Linked DNA regions of Homo sapiens: region 1 is linked to region 2. A link is an interaction called in ENCODE POLR2A ChIA-PET data of the cell type or tissue named here. Cell type or tissue: GM12878. All regions are shown on one strand. Links, peaks and the distances in the headings refer to the core of each region. The heading gives the core; the rest is flanking DNA.

Evidence for each region. ChIA-PET counts read pairs that join two places held together with the same protein. Peaks named below come from ENCODE experiments on the same cell type or tissue, not always from the same donor. Only the 100,000 strongest peaks of a DNase experiment are listed, where the experiment ranks them.
Region 1: POLR2A ChIA-PET joins it to region 2 with 7 read pairs; 2 of 35 experiments call an interaction of 5 or more read pairs at or near these places.

Annotation. Positions count from the first base shown.
Region 1 is chr12:12,539,502-12,542,419 of GRCh38, forward strand. All of the region lies in intron 1 of DUSP16 (dual specificity phosphatase 16), which reads right to left. Among named protein-coding and RNA genes, the nearest start is that of DUSP16, 22 kb to the right of the region's middle. RefSeq lists a silencer at 1,480-1,529. In GM12878, for the core only: no CTCF peak of the experiment used is centred there; no DNase peak of the experiment used is centred there; H3K27ac peaks cover 1,105 bases.
Region 2 is chr12:11,165,407-11,168,324 of GRCh38, forward strand. All of the region lies in intron 1 of PRH1-TAS2R14 (PRH1-TAS2R14 readthrough), which reads right to left. All of the region lies in intron 1 of PRH1-PRR4 (PRH1-PRR4 readthrough), which reads right to left. It also overlaps a transcript of PRH1 not described here. Among named protein-coding and RNA genes, the nearest start is that of SMIM10L1, 4.3 kb to the right of the region's middle. In GM12878, for the core only: no CTCF peak of the experiment used is centred there; no DNase peak of the experiment used is centred there; H3K4me3 peaks cover 313 bases; H3K27ac peaks cover 207 bases.

The DNA.
Region 1 (2,918 bases), core at 97-2,596, 1.4 Mb after region 2:
GAGATAGAGTTCAGTGTTCACCGGCTTATGAATGCACGTTAAATAAATATCTCCACCCAGGAATTTCCCATTACTAACGGCTAATCACCATCACAAGGGCATACAGCCCTTTAGAATTCCTCTCTAATCCAATCCTGTAAAACTTCACTTAGGATGATGATGGAAACCAAGATTCGGGCCTCCAGCCAATCTATATTACATTAAATAAAGGACGTCACCACCCTTCTCAAGGTTGGGCCAGCAGTTATTTAAAAAAAAAAAAAAAAAGGCTGGGCACAGTGGTTCACACCTGCAATCCCAGCACTTTGGGAGGCCGAGGCAGGTGGACCATTTGAGGTCAGGAGTTCAAGACCAGCCTGACCAACATGGTGAAACCCCGTCTCTACTAAAAAATACGAAAAAATTAGCCGGGCGTGGTAGCATAGTCCCAGCTACTCGGGAGGCTGGGGAGGCTGAAGCAGGAGAATCACTTGAACTTGGGATGTGGAGGTTGCAGTGAGCCAAGATCGCACCACTGCACCCTGGCCTGGGCGACAGACTGAGACTCTGTCTCATAAAAAGAAAAAAGAAAATGAGACCAGGAGTTTGAGACTAGCCTAGGCAACATACTGAGACCCCGACTCTACTTTAAAAAAAAAAAAAACTAAAAAAAAACATCAGCCAGGTGTGCTGACAGGGGCCCGTAGTCCCAGCTACTAGTGAGGCTAAGCCTGGGAGATGGAGGTTGCTGCAAGGCTACTGGGGAGCTTGAGCCCGGGAGATAGAGGTTGCAGTGAGCTATGATTGCCACTGCACTCCAGCCTGGGCCACAGAGTGAGACCCTGTCTTAAAATATATAAAAATATAAATTAAAAAAATTTTTAAAGATGGTATTTAACCAGAGTCAGGAGTTTTCGTAACATATTAACATCCAATACAAGGAACACTAGGTTAGAAAATGCTCATTCAGCTATTTCCCTTGTACAGTGGGTCTAACTTGTGCTTCCTTCACTTACACAACAGTTTTTGAACATCTATACTGTGCAAGGCTTTTTGCTCAAGGAATCTTTGGAGGATACAATTTTAAAGCAATTTCATAAGATATCTATAAGGCTCCGTGAGATCACATAGCAAGAGTGGGAGAGAAAAATTTCAAGTGGTGACATCTAGAAGTCAACAGGAGGAGGTGAGGAGGTGGTCAATCCCACCTATGTATTTATTCTGGACGCTCTCCTACCCCAACTCCTTAGGGTGCTACACAATCTCTTTGTATTCACAAATAACCCCTGGTCAAGAGGTTTGGAGGGAGCGGCGACACCACCAGCCAGCAAACTTCTACTAATTCTGGAGGCAACTTCCTGTCAGCTGGTCCCTAAAGGCTGGTTGCTTCCTGCCAGGAGGCCACTTAGCACAGATTCATCTTTCTTCAGGAGGCAGACAGTTGCTTTTTTTTCTTTTCTTTTCTTTTCTTTTTTTTTTTTTTTTTTTTTTTTGAGCCAGGAGTCTCACTCTGATTGCCCAGGCTGGAGTGCAGTGGTGCTGATCATGGCTCACTGCAGCCTCAACCTCCCAGGCTCAGGTGATCCCCCCAGCTCAGCCTCCCGAGTAACTGGGACTACATGTGCACACCATCACGCCTGGCTAATTTCTCTATTTTTAGTAGAGCTGGAGTTTCACCATGTTGCCCAGACTGGTCTCAAACTCCTGGACTCAAGCAATTGACTCACCTCAGTCTCCCAAAGTCCTGGGATTATGGGCGTGAGCCACCGCACCTGGCCACTTGCTGATTCTCACTGTGGCACTGATTTTAGAGGGAAAGGCAGAGGGGAAGACAATTCATCTTCCCTTCAACCCCAGGTACACACAGTCCCCTGCCCCACACAAATACAAACATGAAGAATAAAAGAGGTACAGGCCTTGACAAGGTTACACTGACATTATTTCCACCCAACAGTATCTCCCACAAAGCGTTAAGGAGGGAAAATAAGAAACTCTTATTAAAATTAGTCTATCTTATTGGAAGGCCCAGTAAGGTAGGTAAATGGCATAAATTCTCAGGAGTTGGTCAATCTATGATAGTTGTAGTTGGAATGAGCTGTCTGTCTAGACCCATGGTCTTCAAGCTTTTCAGCTGACAGCCCACTTCAGAGTGACAAACTACCAGGTCTATGTCTTCCTAACAACTATTTCTCTGTCTACATGTGTTCCACCACAAACCCTAGAGAGAAATAACTGTGAAAAAAATTCTGTAAAGTGAGATATAACATCCAGATTAAAATGTAAATACAAGAGCACTGAAAATGTATGCACATGTAACAAACCTGCACATATACCCCAAATCTAAAATAATTTAAGAAAGGAAATGGACCCACAAAAACTTGTATAAAAATGTTCACAGCAGATTTATAAACAGCCAAAAAAATTAATCAACTGATGAATAGATAAACAAAATGCAGTATATCCCTACTATGGAATATTATTTAGCCATGAAAAGGAATTAATACTGATACCAGCTACAATATGGGAGAACCCCAAAAACGTTATGCTAAGGGAAAGAAACTAGATACCAAAGACCACATATTATATGAATCCATTTATATGAAATACCCAGAAAGGCTGGGTGCCGTGGCTCACACCTGTAATCCCAGCACTTTCAGAGGCCGAGGTGGGCGGATCACCTCAGGTTGGGAGTTAGGTACTAGCCTGACCATGGAGAAATCCCGTCTCTACTACAAATACAAAATTACCCGGGCGTGGTGGCACATGCCTGTAATCCCAGCTACTCAGGAGGCTGAGGCAGGAGAATCCCTTGAACCTGGGAGGTGGAGGTTGTGGTGAGCCGAGATCACGCCATTGCACTCCAGCCTGGGCAACAAGAGCGAAACTTCATCTCAAAAAAAGAAAAGAGAAAAAAAAAAAAAAAAAAAAAGAAATACCCA
Region 2 (2,918 bases), core at 89-2,588:
AAATTGCCAAAGGAATCTTTCACCTCCAATACTGCTTTTCATTTCTAGCATTTTCATTTGAGCTTCTTATATAGTTTCTATCTCTCTGCTAAAATTTCCTGAGCATGTTATTTATCTTTTCCACTAGAATTTTAACACATTAATCATAATTATTTTTAAAGGTTCTGTCTGATAATTTCAACCTCTGGGCCATTATTTTCTCTTAACAATGCCTGGGTTTTTGTATGTGTGTATACATATTTACAGTAAATCCTGAGATAAATATTACCCCTCAAAAATGGGCTGCCTTCTTATTCTGTCAGACTACTAAGTGTGTGAAATTGTATCAATCCAATCTGTAGTTTATCTGTATTTAGATTCAAATGGCTCCAGTGGTGGAATGCCAGTAACTTGTGTTTTGGGGAAGACTGGAGTGCCAAAGGGATTCTCAGTGTTTGTGCTCAGCTTCAAGAGTCCACACATGCACTATAGAGAAGGCTCTTTCTACACTTGTGTCCCTCTCCCAGTATAGTGGCATTGCTTGTTAATCAGAGAAAAGTTCATGGTGGGGCAATGGGAGCTCTTTGTTCTTCTCTAGCAACTGCCCCTGTCTACGTACCTTTGCCTCAGACGTGGGACTTTTTTAATGCTCCTACCACTCCCACAACAAGAAAAACTGCCTAAAATCAGTGAAGGATCCTGGCTGAAAGCCGGTTTTCTCCCCCTCCTCCAGTAGCAACAGATGGCTTTCACCCAGTGTCAGCATGGGAGTCCAAGTCAGGCAATCTTCCTGCCCCTCCTTGAGTGTCAGTCAATCAATGTCTTGTATCAGTGGAGGGTCTTGATATCATCAGGTTAACTGCCCCCTTCCTGCAGCAAATGGGTTTTTCCTGGTGTTCATGCAGAGTCCAGGATTGGTGGGTTTTCTGCCTTCCTTCACTGGCAGATCCTTTCTGTTTAGCCAGCATGCAGCCCAGAGCAAGTGAGTTTCCTGGACTTCCCCTGTGACAACAGACTTCTAATATGTATTAATACAGACCTAGGAGTGCAGGCAGGTTTCTTACCCCACTCCTTGTGCCAATCAGCTATTGCCCAATATCAGAGTAGGGTCCAGGTTACAGTGTATTCCCTGCCCCTCACTCAGCAGCAGGCAGATTTTGCATAATAAAGATCCAGAACATGTGTAGTTTTCTTGCCTGTCCCCTAGCACTGGCCAACAACCACCTTTTACTCATGCAGGGTCCAGTGTAAATGGGCTTCTCCAGTTTCTATTACTCCACTTTAAAACTTAAGAAGATTTTGTTCCCATTTGTTTTAGATTTGCACTGCTGCTAAAACAAATTATCATAAATTTAGTGGCTTAAATACTACAAAATTATCTTAACAGTTCTACAGATCAGAAGTCTGGTATTTGTCTTACTAAGCTAAAATCAAGGTGTCAGCAAGGCTGCATTGCTTTCTGGAGGCTCTAGGAAGGAATCCATTTCCTTGCCATTCCCAGCTTCTAGAAACTACCTGCAGACCTTGGTTTGGGGCCTCCTTCATCTTCAAAGTCAGAAGTGTTGCATCTCTCTAACCCTAGTTAAGAAATAATCTGTTTTTAAGGGCTCATATGATTAGACTGAACCCACCTAAATAATATGGGATAATCTCCCATCTCAAGGTGCATACCAATAATCACATTTGCAAAATCTCCATGCCATATAATGTAACATATTAACTAGTTCCAAAGATTAAGTCATAGACATCTTTGGGAAAGCCATTATTCTGCCTCCTATACCGTGTACCATAAAGGAACTTTCCTAGGTTTCCTGTCTGTCCTCAACCTTTCCAGTAAGCATTCGGTAGAAGCCCAAGGGGAAAAGCTGGCAATTACAGACCACTCCTGTGTCTGGGGCTCCCAGGTATTCTAAACTGTCACATTAAACTACACTCAACCTTTGTAAGAATTTGTTAAAATTTCAGCCATTTTCTTGTTACCTACTGAAATGCCAGAGAACTCTTCTGGAGTTCTGCCACAGATGAAACAATTCATGTCTCCTATTTGGAAAGGCTTGTAATTTTTTTTTTTTTTTTTGATATGGAGTCTCGCTCTGTCACCCAGGCTGGAGTGCAGTGGCCCCATCTCGGCTCACTGCAAGCTCCACCTCCTGGGTTCACACCATTCTCCTGCCTCAGCCTCCCGAGTAGGTGGGACTACAGGCGCCTGCCACCACACCCAGCTAATTTTTTGTATTTTTAGTAGAGAGACGGGGTTTCACCATGTTAGCCAGGATGGCCCAGATCTCCTGACCTCGGGATCCACCCACCTCAGCCTCCCAAAGTGCTAAAATTCAGTTTACCTGCTCACCTTGTAACTTCAGTTCTAACAAGCTCAAAATAAATTATGACTTTGTAGCCTACCTAGTTTACTCTCTTTGTTAGAGCAGAAGCAACATTCTCTTTTGGTCTACTGCTAACTAAAAGGAAGTAAAATTCTCAAGCTGGTTTTCAAAATGCATGCATAAATGCATGCTATATCATATTCTTCCACATGCATGGTTTAAAAAATGTCTCAATTAAAAAATAGATTCATGTATAGGTGATTTTTTATGCACCTATGAAATCTGGCCTTGTAATGAAGAATACAATAGATCTTAATAATCTGACAATTATTAAATGTGTTTCATTGTCTAAAAGAGAGGTTTGAGGGGAGAAAAAGAAAAGTCTTTCTTGAAATATGGAAATAAGAGTATATATTTAGCTCTGAGTATGTTCTGGTAAGAATTACAATGATGTCAAACTATATGTACATATTAAAGCCATGGCAAAAAACGAAAGAAAGAAAGAAGAAAGAAAGAAAGAAAGAAAGAAAGAAAGAAAGAAAGAAAGAAAGAAAGAAAGAAAGAAAGAAAGAAAGAAAGAAAGAAAGAAAGAAGGAAGGAAGGAAGGAAGGAAGG